2 separate regions of the Mus musculus genome follow, and region 2 is linked to region 1. The links are chromatin loops, found by intact Hi-C in ENCODE. Cell type or tissue: left cerebral cortex. All regions are shown on one strand. Links, peaks and the distances in the headings refer to the core of each region. The heading gives the core; the rest is flanking DNA.

The links. A loop is a pair of places that touch in the nucleus more often than their neighbours do. Peaks named below come from ENCODE experiments on the same cell type or tissue, not always from the same donor. Only the 100,000 strongest peaks of a DNase experiment are listed, where the experiment ranks them.
Region 2: it touches region 1 in a loop (6-fold over the local background); 4 of 42 quality-filtered maps call a loop at or near these places.

The regions. Positions count from the first base shown.
Region 1 is chrX:133,689,654-133,694,100 of GRCm38, reverse strand. All of the region lies in intron 1 of Gm26851 (predicted gene, 26851), which reads right to left. Among named protein-coding and RNA genes, the nearest start is that of Pcdh19, 2.9 kb to the right of the region's middle. In left cerebral cortex, for the core only: a CTCF peak has its summit at 1,787 (motif pointing right); DNase peaks (open chromatin) are centred at 2,193, 2,727, 2,798, 3,094 and 1 more place; H3K4me3 peaks cover 1,451 bases; H3K27ac peaks cover 695 bases.
Region 2 is chrX:132,451,380-132,455,826 of GRCm38, reverse strand. No RefSeq gene overlaps it. Among named protein-coding and RNA genes, the nearest start is that of Gm23768, 100 kb to the left of the region's middle. In left cerebral cortex, for the core only: a CTCF peak has its summit at 2,679 (motif pointing left); a DNase peak (open chromatin) is centred at 2,623.

The DNA.
Region 1 (4,447 bases), core at 784-3,283:
TCACAGGTGATCACTGCAGGGCAGTGCAGAAGGTGTTAGAGAACAGTGTCATTTATTGAAATGTATCTGCTGATTTAGCCTTTGCTAATTAAATGGTCCTCATGATGTGTGTTTATTTAGGGACAGTTATGAGTCTGGCAGCAGCAGGGGTTTGGTCATGTGGGAAACAGAATTCCTAAAGAGAGATGGCATAAGGTTTGGGGTCAGGGTTGGATTAACTTCTTCAGGGATGTTGGCCTTGTCAAAATTGGAAGACTTGGAGTGATTAATAGCCTTTTTCGTCTCCACCGTCCATGACCTTTTCTGTATTTCTTGGAAAAGGCAAACATTGGGACCACAGTGAGCAATTTTAGCACTTGAGAATATTTTCTGTATTTTGTTGATGTCCGATGTCCTGCAACTCCCACTGTCACTGTTTCCCTCTGTAACAAGGCAAGGGTGGGTGGGGCTTGGCAGGAAGAGAAAGGAAAAAGTAAAGCTGACCTCAACATCTTTCCTTGCCCCCGCCTCTCATCTTTAGTTTTCCTGGTGTTCCAAAAGAGTCAGAAACAGGTATCATAGTGGAAACCACACCTCATTCCTGCTCCACAGGCCCACATCCCTGGCTGTTCCTCTTGTTGCTTTTACCTCAACTGCCTGGGTCAGTGAGGGTGGAGGAGGGGAAGTCACTCCAAATGGGATCATTTGGGGTAGAAGGGATTCGAATTTCAGCAAACTGTCAACATAATAAACCCCACTTTAGTTCTTTCTCAAGGAATATTTATAGTGTATAGAAACTACATGCTGTTAATCAATTAGTGAACTGAAGTTTAATCTTCACAGGGACAAGGTCCATCTTTAGAAAACTCCGTACTCCCTAACACAATGCTGGGCACACAGCCAGCACTTGTTGATTTCACAAGGAAAGTGGTTGAGTTTTGTGTAATGAGGTCATCTTGGCAAATCATTGAGCTGCTCTGCAACTGTGCTTCCACATCTGCAAAGACTTTTTACCTCCCATAGTTACCGTAAAGCTGAAATGAGATGATGATTTTAATAAGGACACTTTCCTGCCTCTGTCTGCTAACCCCTCCCCTTTCCTTCTTTTATTCTGTGTATTCTAAACATTGCATCTCAAGCCAGGAGAGAAGATATGTAGTCAAGAAAAGTGAGATTGACTCTGGCTAGCTTTTAAATCAAGCCTTTCTTTCTAAGAGAATATTGCCAGGCCACTGGTCAAATTTTTGGTGAATGGGATGCTCATGAGATGCAGCAAAACTCAAGCTAGAAGAATCTGGTTTTCTGCAGCAAGGTCAGAGATGAAAAGAATAAATAGGTAGGGAGGTGGAGACCAAGGAAAACTGGAGTGGCTTGAATGTTATTCTTTTGGAAGGGGGGTGGGCTGAAACAAGTAACTTTGTAAACATATCTCAGAAACCTCCCTTACATGTTTCTAAGTCTACAGTCCCTCATACCCTGGTATCTTAGTCCCTACCATAAATTTAAACTTATCTGAGTCAAACCTTCCCTTCTGAGTCTTGGTGCTGCAAAGATTAGACTCGTGTATCAGCTTGATTTAAAGGCAAGAATTTCCCCATTTTTTTCAATTGACATTCTGGACTATTTTAGTGGCGTGCATAAAAATCAAAGGACAAAAAAAATCACATTTTTAAAAACAATTTTGATTCTGGCCTTTGTTGCCTAAGGAACTGACTTGGCCTAGAAAGCTGCAGCAGGCTGTACAGCTAGTACCCAGAGCCTCCTGTTTCCTGTTAGGTGGAAAAATACTAAAGATGGTCACTAGATGGCCCTCTTGTGTCTCTAAAGAGGCCGAGGAGGCGGGGCTCCCCTCAGGATTGAAGTAAACGGAAGCTAAAACGAACAGAACTTTCTTTTTGTTTTTTATTATCTACATGCAGACGCTTTTAGTCAGCTAGCTAATAAATTCCCGATAATGAAAGTGGTTTGGGGCCCTTCATTTAGTTAGTAGTATTGTTGGAATGCAATAATCTCTGGCACATATTAGGGAATAAAAGAAGTCAGAAAGGAAAGGGTGTTAGGATTATCTATAGACATAGACTGGGGGATGGAAGAACTATTGTGTGTGCAGGGGGTTGTAACTGTCACTGTGAGCTTGGGGGTGGGGGAGGCGATGGGAAAGAATGGAAGCAGATACATATGGCCCCCTGCCTCTCTCAGCATTTGGCCTTCTGTAAAAGCAGTTTGGTAACTGAAAATACTTTGGTGCTCTGCTTGGAATAAGAGGGGTGCCTGGAATGTGAGCAGTGAGCAAGAAGCCTGGGAAATGGTGCCATTGCGTTAGGGAAGCGGGTTGTCTTTGCAAAGGCAGAACATGTCTTTACAATGCGATTGCAATTACAAAGGTAATGCCATTCTACATGAATTGAATTCTCCTATTTATCTTTAAAAAGACAGCAGAATATAGACATTCTATTAGCACTCCCTAAGGTAAGAGAGGTCCGCAGTCTTCTTAGCTTGTTGTGTGCATCTTTTCAAATGCCACGGCAATGTTAATCATTTTACCTGAGTAATTCTTCCATTTCTCATTACCTGGGGGATTGGTAATGGCCGAGACTACTTCTCAGACTCTTTGCTCCCGCTCAATCAAGCCGTGGAGGCGCCAGTTTACTTTTATTGATCAGCGGGTTCCTGACAGCCTTCGCCACAAGGAAGCGGCATCATCCTTTTTTAACTTAAAGGGGAACAGATCGCCTTAAAGTTTACAGCTAAGAGCTTCTAAGCATAGCATGCAAACATTTTAGCATGCTGCTAATTGTTGTGTTTAAATAGTCCCAGCCATATTTTAGAAAGCTGCCAAACACGGAACTCACATCCCGTGATTAGATAGCAAAGCCATTTCAAATGCCTTTTTAGACCTTTTTAATTAGACCAAGCCGCGCTTCACCACCCCCCCTCGCTGACATCAAAGGTAAATAACTATGATAAATCAAATGGCAGCCTTCCTTTAGCAGCCCCCCCGCCCCCGTGAGGTGCGCCCGCGCTGCCTGCCATGTTCAGCTCTTTCACTACTTGCCCATTTCTCTAAGGGTGTCTGAGAAAAAAAAAAAACCTGAAAACAAAAACAAAACTGGGCGGGCCACAGGACCGACTCTCTGAAGCCACCCTTTCAGCAGTCTACCCACAGCTCTAAGTGATCAAAATAAAATGATTCTCACTGCAGATGCCATGTTTTTTCTCCCTGATGTTCTGGGCTGAATTGCATTTTAATGTGAAATAAACCCCTTGAGCCAGGCGGACCAGGCACTTTCTCCTTGGCCTTGGCTACACTTTCAGACGGTCCAGTCTCAACCTCACTAGCAAAATAATTCCTTTGTGTGTGTGTGTGTGTGTGTGTGTGTGTGTGTGTGTGTGTGTGTAGGCTCTCTTGGCACTCCCACCACCAAGGTAAAGGCTGCTAACCTAGCTCCTTTGGATGATATATTATTTTAAGCATCTGGGTCGCTCTTTGTAAGAAGATGGCAGTTTTGGGGGAAAAAACCCCATTATGTGTTCAAATGCGTTTTTCATTTTCGTATTTAATTTTTTTGAAGGGCAAAAACGAGTCTCATTTTGAGACTACGGGTTCAGGTCAAAGCCGCTGGGCTAATTATGAGTTTCTTCAACCAAGACTCCCAAATAACAGACACTAATAACTCAGAAAGGAGGTTTGCTCTATCCAAGAACTGTGAATTCAGAAGCTATTTCCCATCCTCAATCTGTAATTTAAAAGAAAAAAAACTGGAAAAAATGTTCATCGAGGGCGCATTTGATTCTTTCCGCTTGAGATCTTAATTAAGAGCCTAAGAGCCTTAGATCTGGGCGGGGAAGAGTCCACCTCTGTTTCTAGGGTGCCTTTGGTCCAAAAGGCAGAGTAAGCTTGATGTCAACCCTGGCCACGCCGGCCTCTGGCTTTCCAGCATTGGCAAAGGCTACAGCTGCCACCGCCACCCAAGGAGAAGTGGAAGCCCCCCTACCCTCCAGACAGAACCGGCCCCGGGGAACACTGAGCGCCCACCACACCATAGTGGGCTCACGGCGGCTAGGGACCTCGGCGCGCCCACTCCGAAGCTTCTGTCCGGGTCTGGGCTCTCTAGACGCGGCGCGGCGCGGCGCGGTGGCGTCCGCTCTGCTCCGCTGGCTTTTCTCAAACATAGTTTATTTATAGGAAGCTAAATTGTCCGATAGGGTTGGGTGAGGGGTGAGAAAATGTAGCCAGAACCCTTAGAGGCTAAGTCCTTAAGCCACCGATCCCTTTTGATTAACTAGAGACCTGAGTGAGCCAGAGTGGACCAGCAGCCCTGCAGCAGCAGCTGCTGCTTCTCTCTCTCTCTCTCTCTCTCTCTCTCTCTCTCTCTCTCTCTCTCTCTCTCTCTCTCTTCCTCTCTCTCTTTCTCTGTGTGTGTGCACGCGCGCGCGGGCGCGCTCGAGCTGGGGTGTTCCCAGGAGT
Region 2 (4,447 bases), core at 1,197-3,696, 1.2 Mb after region 1:
ACATCAACACATGAACATGATGGGTCAACACTCAATCTGTCTTAACCTAACTTTGTTTCATAGTGTGACATGAAAATATTGCAAATACTAAAAGGAAGTTCCAGTCTTTGGAACTCTCAAACCCCAGGCTGCCAGCACAGCATAGGCTGCTAACAGCCTTAACAACCCCAATGCAGCTCTGCTGGTGCTCCCTGGACTACTGCTCAGATTTGACTGTCTTCTACCAATGTCCCTAAGGCCAATAGTGTCTTGCTCCAGGGACTGTCCCTTTCAGATAATGGTGACTACCGGGACAAATACAAGGGAGTCACTTGCCAACTCCCTAAATGGGTGTTCTGTACCACCAAGAGCAGTCACCAGCAGATATCCAGATATTGTCTGAGGAGTCAGTGTGGTTTACAGCACTCAAGAGAATACAGTAAAGGAACTGTGCTGCATCAAAATCGTTGGAATACTGTGGTTCTTTAAGAAATTGCTTTCTGCCCAATTTTAATAAAGTCTAAAGCAGTGAGTTTTAGGAAAATGCTGACACAACACCTCATATTACCTAAATTGTCATATTAGTTATTTTTTTGTCTGAATTAGAAGTTTGGCTTCTGGATCTTCTGTTTTGTTTGGTTTTTTTTGTTTTGTTTTGTTTTTGGTTTTTTTTTGTTTTTGTTTTTTTGCTTTTTAGCACAAAAGTCAAAATGAATGAAAACACATACTAAGGCACCTGTTCTCCTCCACAGGACAATGAAATACCCACTATGCCTTCTACTAGCCCAAATCAGCTCCCCTCATCAGTTCACATGCTTCTGCAAGGACCAAAAAAGTGCTTTTGGGTTGCTCATGACTCAGCATCGTGTATCTTCTAGTCATTTATGACAGCTGTTGTATTAATCCAATGACAAGAAAATTAAGAGTGGATTTGCCAAAGTTGTGCTGTGACCTTTTGTTGTTGTTTTTTTCCCTTGAACAGATAATATGTATATTCATGTTTTCAATGAAAAGATGCAAAATGATTTGTGTCAAAGTAGGTACAGTCAAGGCACAGGTCAAAATATACTTTTAGGATTAGGGAATGCTAAGAACCCTGAATTTATTGTCTGTTGTATGATTTAATTGCTGTGGTATCATTATGAGCTAGTTGTTAATGATCTTCATTTTAAACTGAGGGACTGGAAGATCAGGAAAGCTTAGACACTTACCCAAGGTTACACAATAAATCATCTTGCCAAGTGTCAGTCATATGTGAGATTGAAAAATCAAGGCTTATTCCAGTATCACACAGCTGTCTTTTTCTCATGTTTTGTAACTTTTATGTTAAACTGAAAGTCTCTAAAAGCTAAAAAGAAACCATTAGGTACAGCCATGTACAGAAAAATAAAATAAAATTGGGAGCACTATTTTTTATTTTAAATTAGAAACAGAGTTACGGTAGAGAAAGGATGCAATCCGGCCATGTTAACATGTATTTACACTTTTAAATATTAGGCAAACTAAGATGGTAGCACTTCAAATATCATTGCTATCAATGGAAAGGAGGAAACTAGGTCTCTGTATTAAATCCAGAAGCTGTTCCCAAAGAAAGTATTCCTAAGGTGTCTAGGGAAGTGTGAATGGCCTCAGACTGAATGAACAATATCATTCAATCAAATAACCAGTAAGAAGCAGTCTTATAAAGCAATTGCCATGGATTCTAGCATCTTTATCTTGTAAAATATATTGAGAATTAAGATTAATTTTTACATTTAATGGTATTGAGTGCACTTTGAACATGTGCATGTAAAGATTTGCTAAGATACTATGAGAGATTTTACCACATAATAGCATACTTTTCCCTTTAAAACACATAAATTTTTATAATATGTCAATGAACTAAAAAAAATCCTATCTGCATTTAATTTCATATGCCACATAGAAAGAGAATTATCTTGGTTAGTTTTAAGAAACTTGAAATGTTTTATGAATTTGAGCTTTTACATAGCCTATCAATTTCTCATTCATCTAGGAAGGACAATCATGTCCCATAACTGATTTGAAACTGCTCCATTAATATAAATAAGTGAAAGATGCCTATATTTCCTGAAAATTCCAGTATTAACCATGCCTGCATTTGATTGTCCCTTATGAAGACAATTATCTACTACATTTTCTTTTCAATTCCAAGTCCTTTAATTATTTTCTCAAGTCATCAAAGTGGTGTGATTCTATTCTTTCAGCTATTTTTGCATTTATTCTATCAGTCTTAGCCAAAACTGGTAGATTTGTAGTAGGAAGAGCCACTAAAAGAGAAACAGTCCAATCACCAAGATGAATTGATAAATATTTTATCTGTATGTGTATACCTCCTGTTAGAAGCAAGAGATATAGAGAACTGTGTGACAAAGTTGAATGCTGTTTTATCGAAAGTGAAATCTCATTTACCTCAGGCAATGTGCTTCTTTTCTTGTTAGCTATTTTAAGTGTCAGAAAGAGATGTAGTTTAATGTCAAAGAAAAGATTTTTATATCACGTTCAGTTGCTACTTCTAGGTCATTACCCATAGAAGGAAACCAAAACAGCTGTTGGGATAATAAGTACATGGAAGGATCTCTCTACGTTGTGTATTTATAGGAGTCACTTTAGGTTATTTGGCTCCAAGTCCAGGTGGGGGGGAGTGTTCCTGTGTAATGTATTTATTGCCCTCTAGTGGATAGAGTGTAAAGGGTTTTTGTTGTTGTGAATACATAATGAACCTAAAAGCCAGTCTTGAGATAACCAGAATTCTGGCTCCACACTTTCAAAGGACAAATGTGCCAGCTACTTTGAACTTTATACTTAGACCACAACTTTAAATCACTCTACTTTCATATGTTACTTTATGGGTTGCTTTCTCTTATTCAAGGTTATCAAGAACACAACAGGTATGTTTGAAAAACGATTATATACACACGGCCATGACTGAATCTTGAAGAGACAAGCAGAAGCATGTTATGGTCTATAGCTTTGTTGACTTCACATTTATCATAGATTAGATATGTGCACCTGAAACAGCAGAGAATCTTGACTGGCGATGAATGCTAGCAAACTGTATCCTTTCAATAAAGAAGGCTATTAGATTTCAGAAGATGGTCATCTCACATTTCTTGGCCATCATGAAGCATTGCCAGGTCTTAACAGAACATTTACAGTTGATGAGCATGGAGCATTAATGGGGTCATGGCTTGGGGAAGCCATAAATCTTGTGTCTGGTCACTTTGGATTATACTCACATACCTTAGTTCTGAAGCCGTCTTTTAATATAAAATGATTGTCTTCGTGTCTTGGAGTAGTCAGGACTTGGGAATTCAATAGGGGAAAAGCATCTTATGACATCTAATACGAAAAATATTGGGACCTAAATTTTTACTTTATTAGGTATTAATTGGAGGTTGTGTTGAGTCAGCGTGAGGCTGAATGATGAACTAGGGCAGTTAAGTCAGGTAAATATGTTGATGTGATCCAAATACTTTTCTATGATCTTTCCCCATGTAAATTGCCTATTCTTACATACCCATCTGTGGGTTGGCAAAACGTTCCTTATTCCTATATAACAGTACTTCACACTGTTGAACAAAATTGCTTCTATTACTTTTCTCAACTAAACCAGATTGTGAGCTCTTTCTGATTTTTCTTTTTCTTTCTCTTGTTCCAGTCTTATTTTTAACATTCTCTTATGCTTAGAATAAGTTCAGGTGCAAAGTAGACCTACAATTCAATAAAATATCATTGAATTTACATAAAAGTGATTAAAATAGTGGAAATTTGTGAAATATTAGTTATTGGTGATAAATAACATGCGACAGAATATATTTGGAAGACTACTACATTTTTACTAATGGATCTTTCATTTATTTGTTTCAGGCATTCATTAAGAGTAAGCAAATCTTATGAATCCAAACCACAATACGTTTCTTAGTATCTGTGTTGCCACTATTTTACAAAGCCTATCAAAAATGAACAAAGTCAAATTAAGCCATGCAGTAAATTATCTAATGATTGAGCTGAAGAATATAATGATCTTTTTATGGAAATTTTATTGCAAAATTTCCCTAGAAAGTAGTGTTATATAATTAGTCTGATGAGGAAAGTAATCTCTATGAGATTATAAAGGTTTAAGAAAAAAAGAGCCCTGTGCTTTGAAATAAAGTGATTTTAAAAAAAGAAAGAAAGAAAAAGCCTATAAATGTGGTAGATAAGGGATTCAAAAGAATTCCATTGAAATCCTCATTTTTGTGAGCACACAAAAAAGCAGAAACCAATTTTAATGTTAGAATCTTTCATATGAGCACATTGTATAGAAATGCAGTACAAAGGCCTATTAAACTAGTTGCTTCTGGCATGCAAATTATCACAAATATAAAACAAAGAGTACAAACATAGAGGAATGGAATTAAAAAAATAAAAATAAAAAAATCAATTAGGGCCAAGCATATCAGGATAA